Regions from separate parts of the Homo sapiens genome. Here region 1 is linked to region 2. A link is an interaction called in ENCODE POLR2A ChIA-PET data of the cell type or tissue named here. Cell type or tissue: PC-9. All regions are shown on one strand. Each heading gives the region's core, and the rest is flanking DNA. Links, peaks and the distances in the headings are about the cores only. Region 1 overlaps TLK1 (tousled like kinase 1). Region 2 overlaps LOC107983995 (a long non-coding RNA gene).

Region 1 (5,382 bases), core at 234-5,233, 250 kb after region 2:
ATACTGGACAATGCCCCTGGCCACCTAGGAGCCCATGAGTCCCCAAACACAACAATATCTAATTCAGCCTCTAGATCAAGAGGTCTTAAGGAACTTTAAGGCTCGTTACACATGATACTCTATGGAAAGGATTGTCAGTGCTGTTAAAGAGGACACCAGTAGACAGAACATCATGAAAGTCTGGAAGGATTACACCACTGAAGATGTCATCATTGTTTTAGAAAAAGCCATGAAAGCCATCAAGCCTGAAAGAGTACATTGCTGCAAGAGAAAACCGTGTCCAGTTGTTGCATATGACTTTGCAGGATTTATGACAGAGGCAGTCAAGGAAATCATGAAAGAGACTGTGGATATGGCAAAGAAGGTGGGGTGAAGGGTTTCAAGATATGGATCTTGGAGAAATTCAAGAGCTAAAAGACACCCCTCCAGAGGAATTAAGGTGACTTGATGGAGATGAGTGCTTCCAAACTGGTGCCAGATGAGAAAGTAGTAGTAGAAGAGGCACTGCCAGAAAACAGGTTGACATTAGACAGCCTGGCAGAAGGGTTTCTATTAGTCAAGACATTGCTTTTGACTTTTATGACATGGACCCTTCTATAATACAGGCACTGAAACTAAAGCAAGTGGTGGAAGAAGGATTGATACTATATGAAAAAGCAAAACAAATTATGTCTGTAAAGTTGCACTGAGTGTGTCTGCCTCCCCTTTCATCTCTTCCCCCGTCACCCCTGAGACAGCAAAACTAACCCCTCCTCAGTCTACTCAACCTAAAGATGACAAGGATGAAAACTTTTGTCATAATCCACTTTCACTTAATGAATAGTGATTTTCTCTTACGATTTTTCTTAATAGCAGTTTTTTTCTTCTAGCTTACTATAAGAATTTAGTATATAATACAGCATATAAAATATGTATTAATTAACTGTTCATGTTATCAGTAAGTCAACTTCCAGTCAACAGTGGGCTATTAGCAGTTAACTTTTTTTTTTTTTTTTTTTTTTTGACAGAGTTTCGCTCTGTCACCCAGGCTGCAGTGCAATGGCACAGTCTTGGTTCACTGCAACCTCTGCCTCCCAGGTTCAAGCGATTTCTCCTGCCTCAGCCTCCCAAGTAGTTGGGATTACAGGTGCCCGCCACCATGCCTGGCTAATTTTTTTGTATTTTTAGTAGAGACAGGGTTTCACCATGTTGGCCAGGCTGGTCTCAAACTGCCGACCTCCTGTTCTACCCGTCTCGGCCTCCCAAAGTGCTGGGATTACAGGCATGAGCCACCACGCTCAGCCTAGTAATTAACTTTTTAACTTTTTAGGGAGAGTCAAAAGTTAGACATGTGGCCAGGTATGGGGGCTCACTCATGCCTCTGATCCCAGCAGGAAGACCACTTGAGCCCAGGAATTGAAGACCAACCTGGGCAACATAGCAAGACCCTGTCTGTATAAATTTTTTAAAAAAATTAGCCAGGCATGGTGGTGTGTGCCTGTGGTCCCAGCTAATTGGGAGGCTAAAGTGGGAGAATCGCTTGAGGCTTGGAGATCGAGGCTGCAGTGAGCCGTGATCGCACCACTGCACTCAGCCTGGGCAACACAGTGAGACCCGGTCTCAAAAAAAAATAAAAATAAAAATCATACATGGATTCTCAACTGCATGGGTCAGTGCCTCCAACCCCTATATTGTTCAAGGGTCAACTGTATTTGATATATTTGGATAGCACTATAAATACTCGTATATTTTAGAATACACATATAATATTGCTCTTATAAATTACCTTTCATCCTCAGAAACTTAAAATATTTAGTTTTGTCTCTCTGGTCTCAAATTCACTAAATCCTGGTGGACATCTTTTCCCAAGTTACTTTGACGTCAATTTCTGTGGTTGCTCTCCTTGCATACATACACCTTGTGCCTGGAGAGAGTATAGCTTAATCTTTACAAGCTATTCCTGTTTCAGTTACACACATAGACACCTGCGTAAAATACACACTTTTATTGACAAAATAAATCCAGCTTTTTACTGCATTACAAATGAGTTATTGGTTATCTTTGCTGGTTTTACTTCACGGAAGTTTCATGTGTATTTTAAGAGATCTGTCAACATCTTGCTGAAATCTTAATGATTTTAGCATAGTGAATACAAAACTGCATTTTTTAAAAAAAATAGTAAATTCCCATTGAGCAGCATTATTTGTTTTGATAATTTTAAGTTTATCTAAATTTTTGAGGTGTGAGATGCTTGCATCCTTGTGATGGATCTTTTACTTATAACTGGAGATGACAAATTGATTTTTACCCTTCATCTATTAAAAATTATGAACTGGCTTAGTGTGGTGGCTCATGCCTGTAATCCTAGCACTTTGCGAGGCCAAGGTGGGAGGATCACGTAAGGCCAGTAGTTCGAGACCAGCTTGGTCAACAGCACAAGACTATCACTACAAAGAAGAAAGTATTAGCTGGGTGTGCTGGTGCACGTCTGTAGTCCCATCTATTTGGGAGGCTAAGGTGCGAGGGTCACATGAGCCCAGGAGTGTGAGGCTGCAGTGAGCTATGATCGTACCACTGTACTCCAGCCTGGGTGACAGAGTTGGACCCTGTATCAAAAAAAATTATGAACTTATAAATAGGACTTACATATTTTTAAAATAGTAATTTTGAATACCCATTGTGTTTCAGACACTGCTAGTGCTTGAAACTGCACAGTGAATAAGAGTTCCTTGAGCTGCTCACGGTCTGGTGTGATTGTAGTTTAATGCCATAATAGAGGCATTGCACCATTCTGCAGTAACACAGAGAAAAGCAGAGCCACCTGGGGAGAAGCAAAAGATGGCTTATGGGGGTTGGGTGGGTCTTGAAGAAGAAAAGATGCTAAGTAATTGGAGTGATTAGGGAAGGCAGTAGTGATTGTCATATTCAAGAGCTCAGAGGATAAAGGAGAGCCGAGTGGAGATGCAAGTGAATTGGTTTTGACTAGCCAATTTGGCGGGTTAGGGTGGGGGAAGATAGTGTGTGCAGATTTTGAAAATGTATGTTGTTGCCAGATTAGCATGAGTCTTGTGTTACAAACAAGAGATACAAGGTCTTGTTGGCAGTAAGTGCTGTCGAAGTTGTTTGAACAAAAGAACCATGTGATCAGGTGTATATTTTAGGGAGAGAAGTGCCTACAGTTTGAACAGTGGTTAAGGAGGATGGGAGAGGGTTTCTTCTACTATTATTAGATACTGCAAATAAGACCATTGTAATCTCTTTAAGTTTTTGTTTCGGTAGGTAGGTAGGTGGTAGGTAGGTAGGTAGGTAGATAGATAGATAGATAGATAGATAGATAGATAGATAGATAGATAAAGATAGATAGAGATGAACTTTATCACAATGTTGTATGTGTTGGCTCTAGAGTTAAATGATAAAAGAATGTAAATGCTCCAGAAGTTCAGTTGATGATTTTCACTGATGGGAGTCCTAGAGTTTATATATGAATAAAATTCGTGTTCTAAGATTTTACACTTAGAAGATTTTAAGTTACAGATTGTCAGTAGTAACCTTTTTTCTCTCCCACAAAACTTACAGGTATTTACCTCCTGAGTGTTTTGTAGTTGGAAAAGAGCCACCAAAGATTTCCAACAAGGTTGATGTATGGTCGGTTGGAGTCATCTTCTTTCAGTGTCTTTATGGTAGAAAGGTAAATTGAATTCTACCAGCCTTCAGCTCTACAGAGATAAATTAAGTTGAATTTTTCCTTCTTAAAAGCAAAATTTCACTAACTTAAAGTCAATTTAGATCCTTCTAAAGAAAGCCAGGCTTCTCCTCTATTTCTTCCTAAAATTTCCATGGATCAGAATTATTTTAATGTCACACCAGTTTACTTGACCTACTTTTTGCTTTCTTTCCTTTTTTTAAGAAAAGAAGTAACTATCTGTTAACATGCTAATATTTGTCTGCTATTGGGAATACTGGAGTCAATACTTTTCATTATCCACCATTCACTTGACCTCCTCTTACACCCCCCACCCCACCCACACACACAGTTTGGCCTGGGTGGGCAGTTTCCCCGTTGCTCATCAGGGAAATACCATCAAACTTAGTCTTATTTCCCAACTTCTTTTTATATTGAAGTTGGAAGTGCAGGTTACCATAAATATTAACTAGCCCACATCCCACCCCATCCCTTCATCAATAGGGGAAGAGAGGTTAAGGGATTTGTGTGGGATCTCCTCACTCCAAATCCAGAGCTCCTTCATTTAAATTCGCCTGTGATGCACACAGTATTTTATTCTTTGGAAATTGTCATAGACATTTTCATTACTACTTCATCTCTTCTCTAACTGAACTTCATTGTTTATTCAGAATAAAGTTTTAAATTTATGTTTTTATCTTATATTGCAACAGCATTATTTTCTTCTTCTTACAGTGTTTAATCTATGTTGAAGATCTGTTAGGTAGGCTTTCTTGGCCTGCTATCAATTATAGCTTGTTTGTATGAGAATTCATCTCAGGTTTCAAATAACTGAGGAAGATTTTAGAACACAAGATATTTGGATTTTCGGTTTTGGGAATTCGCTTAAACAGAAATGATATCTGTGTTTAAATATTTTGTGAGAAAAGTATCTCAACATTTAATTTTTTTTTTAAGCCATTTGGTCACAATCAATCTCAACAAGACATTCTTCAAGAAAATACAATATTAAAAGCCACAGAAGTCCAGTTCCCTGTAAAACCGGTTGTAAGCAGTGAAGCCAAGGTATTAAATTTTTGTAAATGAGTTTTGTGAAGTAACTTTTCTTTCATCAGTTGTGCTGACAACAAGGTAAGTACTTTCCAGTAAGTAAAGTCACAAGACTCGCTGCTGCAGGGGATCTGTCCAGCAGGGGCTGGTGATTTACTTTCAGAGAAGGAGTTGCATCAGCCTCTGGTTGCTATAGTTTTTATCTTTTAAGCTATGGTCTCTGATTGTTTATGTTCATCAGCTGCTACTTTGAAAATTAGGGAAAAATCACAAGATCTGGGCTCATCATTACCTTTTATGTATTATTTTATCTGCTTATGTTAATACTGAGATATATAAGTATATAAGAAATATTAAAAGTAATAATAAGGCTGGGCGTGGTGGCTCACACCTGTAATCCCAGCACTTTGGGAGGCCAAGGCGGGCAGATCATCTGAGGTCAGGAGTTTGAGACCAGCCTGACCAACATGGTGAAACCCGGTCTCTACTAAAAATACAAAAATTAGCCAGGCGTGGTGGCACACATCTAGAGTCTCAGTTGCTTGGGAGTCTGAGGTGGGAGGATCACCTGAGCTCAGGGAGGTCAAGGCTGCAGTGAGCCATGACGATACCGCTGCACTCAAACCTGGGGGACAGAGTGACACCCTGTCTCAAAAAAACCAAATAGGCCA
Region 2 (5,382 bases), core at 60-5,059:
ATTGACTCCATCTTCCTTCTAACCTCCAAGCTGTCCTTGTCCATTCCTGGACATGGGCTGAACTAACTTTGGGAGGAACTTAATTTATAGTTTAAAACAAAGATGATAACAGCCCTTTCCCAAAACAAACCTCCTTCTTGCCTGGGGACTAGACCGCCTTTGTAGGACTAAGAAATTAGTCACAAGATTAGAAATTATGATTTAGGAGTCATGCATCTGGAGGCTACAAGATTCTGACTTTCCCTGAACTGCTCCTAAGATCACTGCCTGAGATATTTTGCAGACTCTGCACTTGATGGATCAGCTGGCACCACCCAGTTCGATAAACTGGCTCATTTGATCTTGTGCCCCCTCCTCACCAGGAACTGACTCAGCACAAGAAGACAGCTTCAACTCCCTAAGATTTCATCTCTGACTTCACCAATCAGCACTCCCAGCTCACTGGCTTCCCCCCGTCCACTAAGTTGTCCTTAAAAACTCTGATCCCCGAATACCCAAATGCTCAGGAAGACTGATTTGAGTAATAATAAAACTCTGGTCTCCCACACAGCCGGCTCTGTGTGAATTACACTTTCTCTGTTACAATGCCCCTGTCTTTAGAAATCAGCTCTGTCTAGGCAGTGGGCAAAGTGAAACCATTGGGTGGTTACAGTGTCTTTTCCAACACATTGTTCCAACATCCATTCACCAGTTATCTCCCACCAACTGGGTGTTCTTCAATTCCATTCAACTCTGATGCTAACTACCCAGAGTTAGTGCAAACCCCACAGGTTAAAGTCATGGTCCCACAAGACTGCCCCCACTTCAGATGCCAGGTAGAATTCCTGGGTTTCTAGGCTACTCACACTTCTATCCTATTTGGCTGCAAATTTGGGGGTTCGCATCACCCTCCCTCATGTTTGATAATTTGTTAGAACAAATTGCAGAACTGAGGGAAGCACCTTGCTTGTGATTACTGGTTTATTATAAAGGATGCAACTCAGGAACAGCCACATGTAAGAGATGCATAGGGCAAGGCTGCGGGAGAAAGGAAGTGGAGAGCTTCTGAAACTGTCCTTGTACAATCACCCAACGGGTGCTTCCAGCTTGCGGCACAGACAAAACAATTCACTGAGACCATGGTATTGCAGTAAAGAAAGAGCTTAATTAACCCAAGACAGCCAAGCAGAAGGACGGATGTTATCACTCAAATCAATCTCTCCAAGAACTCAGGGGCTAGGGTTTTTATGGATAGTTTGGCAGGCAGGGGCTAAGGAATGGGTGCTGCTGATTGGTTGGGGAATAAAAGCATAAGAGTGTGGAAAACAGTCCCTATGTGCTGAGTCTGCCTCTGGGTGGGGCTACAGGATTGGTTGAGTCATAAGTCACCAGTCCAGTTGGAATTAATCAGTTGCCTGAATGCAAAAGTCTGAAAAACATCTCAAAAGACCAATCTTAGGTTCCACAACAGGGATGTTTCCTACAGGAGCAATTGGGGAAGTCACAAGATTTGTGACCTCTGGCCACATGACTCCTGAGCAGTAAGAGATTAGAGAAATTATGCCTGCATTTTGGCAGAAGTCAGGCCCCTCCCATTACAAAGGCAGTTTCAGTCCCTGAACAAACAAGGGATCAGTTTCAGGGAGGGACTCTTCTCATTCTTGCTTTAAACTATGAACTATATTCCTCGCAGTTACCTTGGCCTATCCCCAGGAATGAGCAAAGACAGCCAGCCTGTGAGACTAGAAGCAAGATGGAGTCAGCCATGTTAGATTTCTCTCACTGTCATAATCTTTGCAAAGGAGGTTTCAATCACAGAGTTGACAAGAATTTCATGCCAGGTTCTGGACAGAAATATAGTTATAATTAAGCATGAGGCTTAATTATAGGCTGCATTTTGGCCTACTTACTTGTAACTGAAAGTCACATAGCACTGGATACTGACCATTTGCATCCACATTGTTTCTATAGATGGGATTTCGGATGTTGGAATCATGAGGCTTTTGTTTAAGAGTTGCTTAAGATGTTCTTCAGATCCTGAATTCCAGCAGAACAGCTGACATCCACAACCAGTTTGAGGATCCCCACAGAAGAGCTGAATCAACATGAGAATGCAGTTTCTTCATCTCTCCAGTCCATGACTTCACCCTGCAATCCCCACAGAAGAGCTGAATCAACATGAGAATGCAGTTTCTTCATCTCTCCAGTCCATGACTTCACCCTGCAATCCCCACACCTCAGCCCACTCCAAACCCCTTACAAACTCCTCAGGGAGGCAAATCTGAGGTTTCCTTCCATCTCCTTGTTCAGATGCCCTATGATTATTAAACCCTTTCTCTGCTGCAATCCTTGAGGTCAGTGTGTCCACTTGCCATGCTTTAGGTAAGGAACCTGTTACAGTCACACTTCCATGTCCTCTTCCACGGTGCCACTCTCCCACCACATCAATGTTACCAACCCAGAAGCTCTCTAAATTTCACTGTTCAAGAGTATTTATCAAAGCTTTGTTTTGTAGGTGTGTTTGATCAAATCATTGGCCATTGGTGATTGAGCTCAATCTCCAGCCTTTCTCCCCTCCCGGGAGGTTGGAGGGTGGGGTTAAATGTTCAACCCTCTGATCCCATGTTTGGTCTTTCTGGGGACCAGTCCCCAACCTAAATCTATCTAAGGCCACCCTGAGTCACCTCATTAACATAAACTCTAGTATGGTCAAAAGGAGCTCATTATGAATAACAAAAGATACACCTATCACTCAAGAAATTCTAATAATTTAGGAGCTCTGTGCCAGGAACTGGAGGCAAATAAAGACCAACTATATTATACCACAACTCAACACCATTAATTTGATTTATAAAGCTATGAAGTTAGACAGTGAGACAAACTTTCCTGAACCATGTACGCAAAGACCACCCCCAAAATTTCCCCCAAAGTTACTTCCCGAAGAAGCTTTGTCAAAATTTCCATTAGAAGTTATTTTCGGCCAGATGCAGTGGCTCATGCCTGTAATCCCAGCAATTTGGGAGGCCGAGGCAGGCAGATCATGAGGTCAGGACTTCAAGACCAGCGTGACCAACATGGTGAAACCCTGTCTCTACTAAAAATACAAAAATTAGCCGGGCGTGGTGGCGCATGCCTGTAATCCCAGCTACTCGGGAGGCTGAGGCAGGAGAATCGCTTGAACCTGGGAGGCGGAGGTTGCAGTGAGCCGAGACTGTGCCATCACACTCCAGCCTGGGCAACAGAGCGAGACTCCATCTCAAAGAAAAAAAAAGTTATTTTCAGTTCCTTGGCCCAAGATTCCTTGCAGCAATCCTTTCATTTTTGCTTTGCTACAATCAAAACAAGGAAAAAATTATGAAGAATATTAAAAGAGACTTTCCTGTAGTGTATGCATAAGTCGTTATCATGAAATTTGAAGTTGGGTGTGATTAATTACTATTTAGATTACACTATTCAGCATTAGATATATAATTTATTGACTATGGAGTAAGAGGTTGCTATTCCATATTTGTAAAATAGAAGAATTGGAGTCTCTGGATGATTTTAAAGTTCCTTCCAGTTTTTTGCTTCTTTCATTTTAATAAATACCCAGCATTCATTAAATCATGGGCTTCAGGGCCTTAGACACTTCATCGCCTTCTTACAGGTTCAAAAGGGAAAATCAGATTCCATCTACATCATTTTAATTGATGACACCATTTTGGAGAATATAAATCAATTGAGTTGTATGGACTTCCTATGGCTATGTCTTTATCATGGTATAACTTATGTTTAAATGGTTCTGAGAAAAGAAAAACAGCTCAAAGAGCTCTCAGCTCTGTGAGGTTTGCAGGCCCAGAGAGACACAGTGCAGGGCTTGCAGTCATCCCCTACTCATGCCTGGGGGTATTGTTTAAAGTCATTTTGTTCCTAACTAGCTGCCTCTCCTGCTGTCTTCATGTTCCTGGAATTCATGATACCAAGGACAGTATATAGCCAATCAATAGCTTATTTTATTTATCTTTTTTTTCTTTTTTTTTTTAAGAGACAGGGTCTCACTATGTTGCCCAGGCTGGTCTTGAACTCCTGAGCTAAAGCAATCTTTCCCACCTTGGCCTCCCAAAGTGTAGGATTACAGGCATAAACCACCATGCCCAACCTACTTATGTTATTTGAATAGAAATTATTTTCCTTTTTGATGAGTAGATTAAAAACGACGACAACAAAAAGAATGGAAATTCTTGGTAACCAACTCAGGAAGTGTCTCTTCTTTTCCTTTAAAAATCCTTGGCCAGGCACGGTGGCTCACACCTGTAATCCCAGCACTTTGGGAGGCCGAGGCAGGCAGATCACCAGAGGTCAGGAGTTCAAGATCAGCCTGGCCAACATGGTAAAATCCTGTCTCTACTAAAAATAAAAAAAAAAATTAGCTGGGCATGGTGGCAGATGCCTGCAGTCCCAGCTACTCAGGAGGCTGACCCACTAGAATTGCTTGAACCCAGGAGGCGGAGGTTGCAGTGAGCTGAGATTGCACCACTGCACTCTAGCTTGGGCAACAGAGTGAGACTCTGTCTCCAAAAAAAAAAAAAAAGTATTTAAAGTGTTTTGATTATTTTCTTTTTGTTTTTTTAATTGGGCAGCCCCAGAACCAGAATAGATCCAGAGAGACCCCCCTGATTTTTTGTAAGTTTCTCTGAAGATGCAGGTTGGCCAGAGCAGATTGTAAAACTGCGGGGTTTAGCAAAGAAATCACTTAAGCCAATTGAGAAGTGATTAAGGAGAAGGTTAATTGAATGAATTAGTAACTTAGTTACTAGAGTAAATTTTTTCTCATTGAAAGAAAACAGTGCCAGACACAGTGGCCCATGCCTGTAATCCCAGCACTTTTGGAAGCTGAGGTAGGAGGATTGCTTGAGGCCAAGAGTTCCAGACCAGCCTAGGCAACATAGTGAGATCCCTGTCTCTGCAAAAACAACTTAAAACATTAGTTGGGCATGGTAGGGCATGCCTGTAGTCCTAGCTACTCAGCAGGCTGAGGTGGGAGAATCACTTAAGCCCGGGAGCATGGGGCTGCAGTGAGCTATGATCATACCACTGCACTCCAACCTGGTTGACAGAGCAAGACACTGTCTCCAAATAGAAGGAAAAGAAGAAAACAAGTTTTTTAAAAAATATATTAAAATAAATAAAAAAGAAAGGAAACAAAGTGGTTAGACAGAGACTTCAGATAGTAGTAGAAGAGAAAAAAGGAGGGTGAGGGGAGAATAATTTTTCCTGAACAGAAAGAAGAAAGAGCAAGGAAAAGAGATATTGGAGAAAGACTTTGCCTTTAAGGACATGGAAGTCATACTCCACAAGATTCTGAATTAATGTACACAATGGGAGAAACCCTGTAATGTCTACTAGGACTTTTAAAGAGTGATT

What was found. ChIA-PET counts read pairs that join two places held together with the same protein. Peaks named below come from ENCODE experiments on the same cell type or tissue, not always from the same donor. Only the 100,000 strongest peaks of a DNase experiment are listed, where the experiment ranks them.
Region 1: POLR2A ChIA-PET joins it to region 2 with 11 read pairs; 3 of 35 experiments call an interaction of 5 or more read pairs at or near these places.

Annotation. Positions count from the first base shown.
Region 1 is chr2:170,995,997-171,001,378 of GRCh38, reverse strand. It overlaps TLK1 (tousled like kinase 1), which reads left to right. Exons shown (of 21, transcript NM_012290.5): 19 at 3,556-3,667; 20 at 4,619-4,726. Among named protein-coding and RNA genes, the nearest start is that of GORASP2, 69 kb to the right of the region's middle. In PC-9, for the core only: no CTCF peak of the experiment used is centred there; no DNase peak of the experiment used is centred there.
Region 2 is chr2:171,241,576-171,246,957 of GRCh38, reverse strand. LOC107983995 (a long non-coding RNA gene) reads left to right here. Exons shown (of 3, transcript XR_923576.2): 3 at 1,951-2,325. Among named protein-coding and RNA genes, the nearest start is that of TLK1, 83 kb to the right of the region's middle. RefSeq lists an enhancer at 1,456-2,655. In PC-9, for the core only: no CTCF peak of the experiment used is centred there; DNase peaks (open chromatin) are centred at 1,537 and 2,067; H3K4me3 peaks cover 601 bases; H3K27ac peaks cover 3,615 bases.